Linked DNA regions of Homo sapiens: region 2 is linked to region 1. The links are chromatin loops, found by intact Hi-C in ENCODE. Cell type or tissue: GM12878. All regions are shown on one strand. Links, peaks and the distances in the headings refer to the core of each region. The heading gives the core; the rest is flanking DNA.

Evidence for each region. Hi-C counts contacts between places; a loop is a spot of excess contacts. Peaks named below come from ENCODE experiments on the same cell type or tissue, not always from the same donor. Only the 100,000 strongest peaks of a DNase experiment are listed, where the experiment ranks them.
Region 2: a loop joins it to region 1, with 4 times the contacts of the local background. A loop is called at or near these places in 1 of 110 quality-filtered maps.

The regions. Positions count from the first base shown.
Region 1 is chr13:103,128,901-103,133,703 of GRCh38, reverse strand. No RefSeq gene overlaps it. Among named protein-coding and RNA genes, the nearest start is that of SLC10A2, 65 kb to the right of the region's middle. In GM12878, for the core only: no CTCF peak of the experiment used is centred there; a DNase peak (open chromatin) is centred at 2,723; H3K4me3 peaks cover 502 bases; H3K27ac peaks cover 998 bases.
Region 2 is chr13:103,004,789-103,009,591 of GRCh38, reverse strand. No RefSeq gene overlaps it. Among named protein-coding and RNA genes, the nearest start is that of SLC10A2, 59 kb to the left of the region's middle. In GM12878, for the core only: no CTCF peak of the experiment used is centred there; a DNase peak (open chromatin) is centred at 2,361; H3K27ac peaks cover 1,975 bases.

The sequences.
Region 1 (4,803 bases), core at 1,376-3,875:
GCAGGCAGGTCTTTAAAGGAATCCGACTGCTGCTGACTGCGCCCCAGTCTGCTTTTATCAGAAGATCGAAGGAGCTGGATGGGCAGCCTCGTTCCCAACAGGCTGTTTCCACTGTCTGCTGCAGAGAGCAATGCCCCCTGGGGTTAATACACTGCATAAGAGACAGAGTGAAAACTGACCAGTGACCACCAAGGGGGAAGCTGGGGCCTCCATCAGCCACACCATCTGAGGAGCCCCACATCACATCAGAGAGACTGAGAGACAGAGCCTGGCCAGCGCCTTCAATCGTGTTCCTGGTGCCTGGGAGTCCATTGAGAAGCATCAAGCTGGCCTGAGCTTCTTTTAACCTCAAGAACAAAGACCAGTGTGAGTGGGGATCAGAAAAAGAGTGAAAGGAGAAAGGGACAAATTAGAACAAAATGCCAGGGTGATAAAGGGAACAGAAGCAACATGCACCCAACTGTTTGAAGTCAAGGGCTCCCGAGGAGAAGGCAGGTTCTCCTTCCCTTTGCAAGGTCACTAGTCACAAGCATGCGACCACAGGGTAGCCTCAGGCAGCCCTGAGATCTCCTTTTCCCTCGCAGTTAGGTGAGCATAGGATGTGGCAGCTGACTCAAGCAGAAGCAAGGAGTCTCTGCCAGGGGTTTGGGATTTGAAAGCAAAACAGAGAAATCTACACTCCCTTTGGATGCCAGGATCTATGGCATGTGGTATAATGAGAGATAAAGGTCGCAGTTCTAAGCACTCTGAGTGCAGGACCTGTTGGGTTAGAGTGGCAGGGCACCTTCCACCCACCCATCAGGAAAGCAGAGAGAACTGCCGTGCAGATAAAAATGAGGCAGGTGCAGCCAGGCACGGTGGCGCAGCTGGGCACGGTGGCTCACGCCTGTAATCCCAACACTTTAGGAGCCTGAGGCGGGCAGATCACGAGGTCAGGAGATCGAGACTATCCTGGCTAACACGGTGAAACCCCATCTCTACTAAAAATACAAAAATTAGCCAGGCATGGTGGTGGACGTCTGTAATCCCAGCCACTTGGGAGGCTGAGGCAGGAGAATCGCTTGAACCTGGGAGGTGGAGTTTGCAGTGAGCCGAGATCAGGCCACTGCACTCCAGCCTGGTGACAGAGTGAGGGTCCATCTCAAAAAAAAAAAAAAAAGGCAGGTGCACAGGGCTCAGGTGCCCAGACCAAATGTCTTCATGGGCAACCTTGCCAGAGAATAGTCCCACTCTCCTAGATCATTTAATTTTTCTTCTTCTATTTCATAACCAACTGGAAGTCTGCCCCATCATTGAACTTTAAGCAGAAACTACCATTCATTCATTCATTCATCCAACAATATTTACCCAACAAAACACTGTTCCAGCTCTTAGACAAAACTGAACAACAACAAAAATTTAGCCTTTGTGAAACTAACATTCTAGTGGGGACTGATTAGGAATAATCAAGACAATATAGAAAGTAACTTACATAGCTTTCTACAATGATAGAAGAAAACCAGGCTGCTCTGCCTATGGGATAGCCCAGCTCTATCTATAGAGCAGCCGAAAAAAAAATTATTCAGGATAAAAGGAATCCTAGAGAGAGAGTGCTGCAATTTTAAATGAGTAGTCAAAGTAGGCCTTTCTCAAATGAGGAAAGATTGTAAGGAAGTAAGGGAAGAGCCATGTGGATATGTAGAGAAAAGGATTCCCATCAGCTAAAACAGCCAGTGCAAAGGCCCTGAGGCAGAAATGTGCACAACCTGTTTGAGAAACAGTGAGGAGGCCAGTTTGGCCAAGGCAATGTGAGGGAGAGGGAGGGTGATGGATGGAAGTTCTGATCAGAGATGAATGGTTGTGATCAGAGATGAATGGGGCACTCATTGTTTCTAAAGGAGTAACGCAGGTATGCCAGTGCAACATGCATCTTGCATTTTTGCAGTTTCTGACTATGTGTATTCTCCACGAAAGTCAGTTCACCATGTCCAACCACAGAAATGAAAGACCCCATGTCTTCCTGTCTACCCCATCATACGTAGAGGACAAGACACCTTCCCTGACTCAGTCCCAAGGCATTAAAGTAAGATGAATAGCAGAATGGATTTCTTTCATTGCAGGGATACCAACAATGATGTCCTGCAGTCCGGGGGATGGGGGTGGCGGGGGGAGGCCTTCCCAGGCTCTTTCTTGGAAAATACTGATTATGCTCCCTGACTTCCAAAACCAGGGTCAGGTATTTTTTGGCCACTATCATAATAATTTATTCAGGCAAAAACCATTTATGAATCTTTAAACTATTGGGTAAAGGTTGAAGAAGAATAAGGTATTTGCAATGTCTCTAAATAGCTCCCAACAAATTATTTACTAATCACAAAAAGGGAAATAGTAACTTTACAGTGGCGAAACCTGGCAAAAATCCACAATAAGCAGGTGATCAAAGTTAACATCGTAGATAATGGGACACTAGTCTGTCCCCCTTATCAGACCGAAATTGTTGAGAATAAAGTCAAAGTCTTTTTCCAGATTCTTTAGTGACACTTGTCATAGCAAAGGTTGAAGAAACCTGGCATCTGTTGGATGCCAGATATGTACTCATAGTTCTCTGCCACATGGTCTTTTTTTATACTTTACACAGGAAGAAAACAATGGTCAAAGAGAGAAAGAAACTTTTCAGTGGTTATACGTGAATAATTTACAGGGTCTAAATTTGAACCTAGAGTTTCCTGACTCCAAAGTCCAAGTTCTTTTCCCTTTCTTACACAGCTTTCAGTCTGAAATCTAATCATGCAACACTGGAATTGATTAATCATGTGACAGAGATTTCTTTTTCACAAGATTAAAGAACAGAAAATTTTGCATAGGCAGGAATCACAAACTTGACTGCTAATCATTGTTCCGTTAATACACAAAATAAGCCAATTCAGGGAGCTGCAAGAAAATGGTGCGTGGTCAGGGCTAGTCAGACTTGAAGAATGAATGACACATCTCAACAGGGCAGCTGCCTTCAGGTCCAATCCATTGTTGGCATTAGCAGTGAGAACCCAAGATTGCCAGATCGTCTGATGTTTCCTAAGAAGAAGGAAATCTGAATGTGTGTGAATTTTTAAACATTGGCAGCTAATTTTTAAAAAGTGAAACACTCAGCTGGCTTAACTAAACACAGCTATATGCCTGAAGTCACCATGCTTGGCCCGAAGTCACCAGTTTACAATCTCCGGCACAGACTACTGTTCTTACTAGCCTTCACACTGCCCGCGCTGGTCCTGTCTTCTCAAATGGTGTTGGTGTGAGTGATTCGCTATAGGTACCCACCCAGGATTGCTGCCATCTTTAGAAACTCAGCAGACTAAGTTGAGCTGAAATGAAGTTAAAGTGTAATAAGTTATTGCTGGTATTTCACAACTGATTATCTGGGAATGAGAAGGAGGAATGAATTTGGAACTGAACTCCTTAGTCTTAATTTTCAGTCCTCCTGATTGCCACCACCTACTAGGAGTCATGTGATTTTGATGTAGCCACTCCCCATGTGGGCCCTTGAAGTGAAAATACTGCTGAGAAATAACAATATATGCCTCAGAAATATGCATTCCAGGTATTGTAATGCAGTGAGCGTATTTTAAAGTGGCAAGTAAAGTAAAAATGACTATAATTTTCTAAAATTTATTTGCACTGAGAAGAAAGAACATGATGTTTTCTTCACTCATTTATTAAGGAAATACAGCATGGACTCTCACCAGGCTGCAAAGTTCATGCCCAGGTGCTGTCACTTAGCATCTATGACTGACCTTCAGCAAGTTATTGAACCTGCACCTCACTTCCCTCCTCTCTAATATGTGCAGAGTAATAGTATCTACCTCTTTAGTCAGAGTTCTCCTCAGAGACGTTATTAATAGCATATATAGAGAGAGATATAAGAAGATCTTTATTAGGAGAATTGGCTCACTAGATTATGGAGACTAAGTCCCCCGATACACCATCTGCAAGCTGGAGAACCAGGGAAAATGGTGTGGCTCACTGCAAGTCTGAGGGCCTCAGAACCAAGGAAGCATATGGCGTAACTCTCAGTCCAAGAGCCCAGGGGGCCACTGATGCAGATCCCGAAGTCTGAAGGCAGAGAGCCTGGGGTTCCTACATTGAAGGACAGGAGAAGAAGGGTTTCCCGTCTCTTGAAGTGAGAGAAAGAATTCACCCTTCTCCCACCCTTTTGTGCCATCGGGACTCTAGCCTTTTAGTCCAATATATTTCAGTTGGATGGTGCCTGCCCACACTGAGGGCCGGGCTTCTCACTCACTCACCAACTCAAATGCCAGTACCCTCCAGAAACACCTTCACAGACACATTTGGAGCAACCCAATTATTCTAACCAATTGACAAACCACCTGGGGTTTCTCTTTCAGCAGAAGAGGGACAGGCTTAGTGCTTACTATAGCACCGAGAATAATTAATATATATATTAACAATTAATATTTTACCAGCTATCTGGGTATCCCTTAATCCAATCAAGTTGACAATCAAAGTCAATCATCACACTACTTGAGAGTGTTGGAAGTTTTAGGCAAAGAGTTAATGGCACAAAAGAATTATGTTTTATGTGTTATCTATTAAGTTTATAAGAAATAAATTATTAAAAATAATGTAAGAAAATAACTACAATTATGGCCATAAAATTAACAAGTCTTAATTTGATAGGGCAGCAATCAGCTTTCTACACGTTTCTCTTAAATATAATAATTTGTCAAGAATCTCTTCAGCAGCAATTGATTGACGATAGCTACCAAAGTCATTATGATTCTGCATAATTTTATAGCAGCTATTTTTTAT
Region 2 (4,803 bases), core at 1,366-3,865, 120 kb after region 1:
CATCTGAGTTTCTCAATAATTCCTGTGCCACCATGTAAGAAGTTACATGTGTTTGTGACTCCTGGACAACTATAGTGATATGCTCCATCCTTGATTATCTTATTATTTTCATTTAAGCTAACCCAATCCAAAATTGGTAAAGGATGCAAAGTGCTCTCCATAATATTCTTATCCAAAAGAATATAAAGAAAGAGAACAAAATTAAGGAAGTTCATTTGATAAGAATAACTGATAAAACTATAACTATGGAGCTTCACGTAATAAGAGCTGAAACATCCTCTAACATAAATAACTTCAGAGAGTAGTCATAGACTCAGGCTCCTGCCCTCCATCCACAGCTCTGACCTAATGTTATCCTGCTTTCTTGGTTGTGATACTGTAATCATACATTAAAGCCTGTGACAAGTCACTGAATTCTTAATATATCTCAGAAGTTGAGAAAAACTAGTTATTATGAAGACTCTGTCATTAACAACATCCTTAACATCCTTAATGTTATGAGACATCCTTAATGAATGAGACAATGAATGAGGAAAGTCATAATCTGAGTAAAATACCCCGTACTATTTATACCACGTTAGTTGTTACAACTCCCTCTCCTCCTGTTCTATTTTAACCTATAAGTCTCATTATCAATTAAACCACTTAATGGATAACTTAGCATATTGTGACTTGCTATAACTTAGTGTTTTGTAAAGCCATTTACTGTCCTTTGCTCTTCTATGACATTGCTGATGGCATTTCATCAAAATAGTTCTTCTAGCAAACCTAAAAAGTATAGCCAAATCACTTTTTAAGAATGTTATATTTAAGATTATAATTTTTGAAATGACAGAATTTGTTACTTAAAGAGAAGAAAGAAAAGAAAAGGTATATTTTCTTTCTTTACAGCTGTTTTGGGGTGACATCGACAAGAACCACTTTTAAATGACTGCTGTGGAGTCATGTGGTCCATCCTTCATTTCTTCCACAATCGCTTGAGTGCTTGCTCTGTGTAAGACACCATGACAGATGGCTCCTTAGCTCCTGCTTTCAAATATTTTATAACCTACTCAGGAGACAGACAGACAGGCAGTAAAATATATCATGGTTGGTACCACGGCGAGATTAACAAGTGTAATGGAGGCATAAAAGAAGATACCTCAGTCCACTCCAGGAGGTTAAAATGCAATTAATAGAAGTCAAGCTTGAGATAACATTGAAGGATGAGTAGTTTTCTATTCTCATTAGCAGGGAAAAAGCACGTTGAAGAGAATGGTATGTGCAAATGGACAAAAGTGTAGATATGGAGAAATGCTCGTGTGTTTAGGGACTACAAGGACTTAAGTGCTGAAGGAGAGAAAAGTACAAGTGGCCAAAGATGAAGAGAGACACAGGGGCAGGGCCAGATGATGAAGATCCTTGTTTTCCTTGCAGAGGAATTTGGACTTGATTCTGTAGGCTAAGGAATTGGAAACCGAGGTGGATTGTTACCATATTTGCTTGTGAGGAACTGAGAGACAAGCCTAACAAAAATTGCCCCTAAATTATCAGAGCATGCAGACATAGTTTTTCTCCACAGAGATGCCTGGTAACCATAACTTCAATAGCCATATTGTCAGCACAGTCACCTTAACTAAAAACACTGGGCCAAACAACCTGAGGAAAAATCTATCCCAATATTACTCTAATATTATTAGCACTGGACATCTGTAGGGTATATAAAAGAATAAAGGAAATATTTTTGTTTGAGCAATTATGAAATAATCGAAGTTTCTGGGATACGCATTGCATATAGATGTGGCTTCTCTTTCTAGTGTGCCAGTTTTGCCTAAAATTGGGTAACAAAAGTAAGCATGTAGATATTTTTCAAAATGGATGAGGTATTTTAAGTTTTTTTTTAAATGTGACTTCTCAACATGGCATTTTAACCTGCTATTCAAACTTTTCTTCCAAATATTCACCCTTCACCCACTCGAAACAAAGTCATTCTTCTGTACAGTTATGAGTACGCCAATGGAAAGGTCTGACAATCAGTGCCCCATAAATTATGTGTGGAGAAGGATAATCCCCTTAGGAGGAAACATGGTCCAGGGGCACATACATATTTTGTAATTTGCTATAATTCAACGTTAGACTGTATATAAGTTAACACCAAACGTTTAAAGGCAGAAATGGTAGCACACTGGATTTTCTCCTCTACTGCACAGCCTCTTTCAACAGTCCTGTGTATTTCACAAGGTTATTTTAAGGATTAAATGAGGAAATGAAAGTACTTTGTAAACTGTAAAGTCCTAACCTGATGTAATGTTTCATTAACTAATGAATTTACAAATGACTAGGACAAGGTGCCTTTTGAACGAATGTTTTCGTTCTTCCATTAATTAGAAAAGGTCTAGTGTGGTCTACCAAGCAAAAGCAAGGGCTGTGGCATTCCCTGATGCCATGGCACAGATGTACACAATTCCAATAGTCTACATCAGACAGTAGCAATCAGGCTGCGTGTACAGACCCATCTGGTTCTCATATCGTCTGAACGAGGTGCTGAAGTGGAGGATTTTTACTTCACTGAATCTGAACAAATCCTCTTGAGCTTTCGCCAGATGATTAAAGATGGTGCAAATTGTCCTCAGCCTGGTCCCCATTCTTTGATGTCCTCTGTCAGCAAACCATAAGGCATCACCTAAGACAAAAGCTCACGTGGGGCATGTCGGAACAGTAAACCCAGAGTTCGCGAGTGATTTTTCTCAATTGCCACTGGTCCATTCAACTGAGTTTTACTTGAGACATTCGGAGGTGAACCAAACATAAACCAGACCTACCCAGTTTGTAATGTTCTCAGCTGTGTGTTTGTGGGAAATATATTTCTTGGAGGCTTGCCACTTCTTTGTTGAATGCCATGGCTGGAGTTTCTGCTTAATAGTGGTGGTGGGAAGGGGGCTGCTGGTGACAGAAATGCTAAGGCCAAACAGAGAAGCCTAGCTAAGAAAAACAAACTTTCTCTCAAGGAGACGCAAAATTAACTCCATGTGTTAAAAGAGGAAAGTTATTATTTAGCTGGGCGTCTTATGTCAAATGCAAAATATTTGATTTTAACCTCCTTCTAAGACCATGGCATGTTCTTATTAATAGATGGTACTATGGGAGTAGAAAAGATTTTTAAAAAAGTGGTGATAAATGATGCTTGAAGTAGGAGACACACTGACATTTTTTAAAGGATTAATCTCAGTTTTTGGGTATCTAGTTTTTTTTTTACCAGGGTTATCCAAACTGAATCCAGGGATGTAAAAATATATTCTTACACTGACCCTGAAATCTATCGGATCACCATAGTACATGTGCCACAACCTAGCACACATGGGGGAAAAAAATGAAACTTTCCTTATTTATTTTATTTTTAGTATAATTTCCAATAAAAGATGAATCCCAGCCAGTAGCTGAGGGGGCCAATGTGGTTCTTATAAGTACAAAATATGGTTGGGGCATCTAATGATGTTGAAAACGTTCCTTGTATTTTAGTTATACTGCGTCAAGATTGAGGTCATGAAATCCAATTGTTGGAAACAATATATCCTGCAATTTAACTAAATTGAAGATGATGCCAACCATCTGGGGATTTGTCCAAACTGAGCTCTTGCCTTGGAATGACACGCACATATGAGCAGTTCTGGGACTTGGTTTCACACAATGGTTTCTTGACATTATTTTGGACATATGAACTAAATTGGGGATCTTTCTTAATTCATATATCTTATTTGTACTGGTTTTCAAATATATCTTTTGTCTGGTCTTGATCAAGATGAATATTTGTGGTCATACTATGACTGCCTTAAAACCCTGTTCTCGTGTTAAGTGTACACAGCTAGTATGATATCAATATTCAACTGAGGTTTTCACACGGCTGATAGGTTGAGATTAAACTTCTCAAGAAGTGAGTGTTGGTGTTTATGTTTGGTCTAAACAAATTGGCAGCCTAAGAGAACATGGAGATTCCTTAATCTGCATGCTCAGTAAGACCATATCTGCCTCAAAGATGCTCTTAATCAGGTTTTACTATTATTATTGTTATTGAACATAGAATGTTTAAGATTTTGAGGACATTCTATTTTACAAAGCAGTGCACACATATTTAATGCTTACAAAAGTTCTGTAAATGGATGTTATCTTCATATTACAGAGAAAAATACTGGAGCTCATGGAGGTGATGTGACTTCTCTAATAATACACAATAAATAACAAAAGTGGGATTAAAACCCAGATTTTCTGATTCCTCTGTCAGGATTTTCCTACCACACCCATCTTTCTCTTTTTATAGAAGCATGTGTCATTTTTCTGCAGGTTACAGAAGTACTGGAATACAGGAATGGACTTTAAAACTGAAATTTCTATGAAGGCCTTTAATTGCATGAGGTTATTGCTGCAAAGCAGTTGCTGGCCCTGGTCTTTCTCATCACTCAGTTCGCTTTTATTTTGGCTGCTTGCCACTGACAAGACCATCTTATCCCTTTCTTATCATTGTCAGAAGGCCCTGGCCTGGGAAGGGCAGACCAGGGGCACAGAGAGAGAAGTGTTGCTATTTGGGGCCCATAGATTTTTACTCCATCACTTATGTTGCTTCCCACACATTTCATCCCATAGGCATTTAATATTATACATTCCTCCCTGGAAAGAAAATAAGTTGATTGATTTGCACACATGCTCATTAATCCAAAACACGAAGTCCAAACTGAACAATAATTTGCCCGCTTATCAAGTTATGATCTGTTAGACTAAAGATCATTGACCAACATGACTCATACAGTAAGAATCCCTTTAGCACATCGT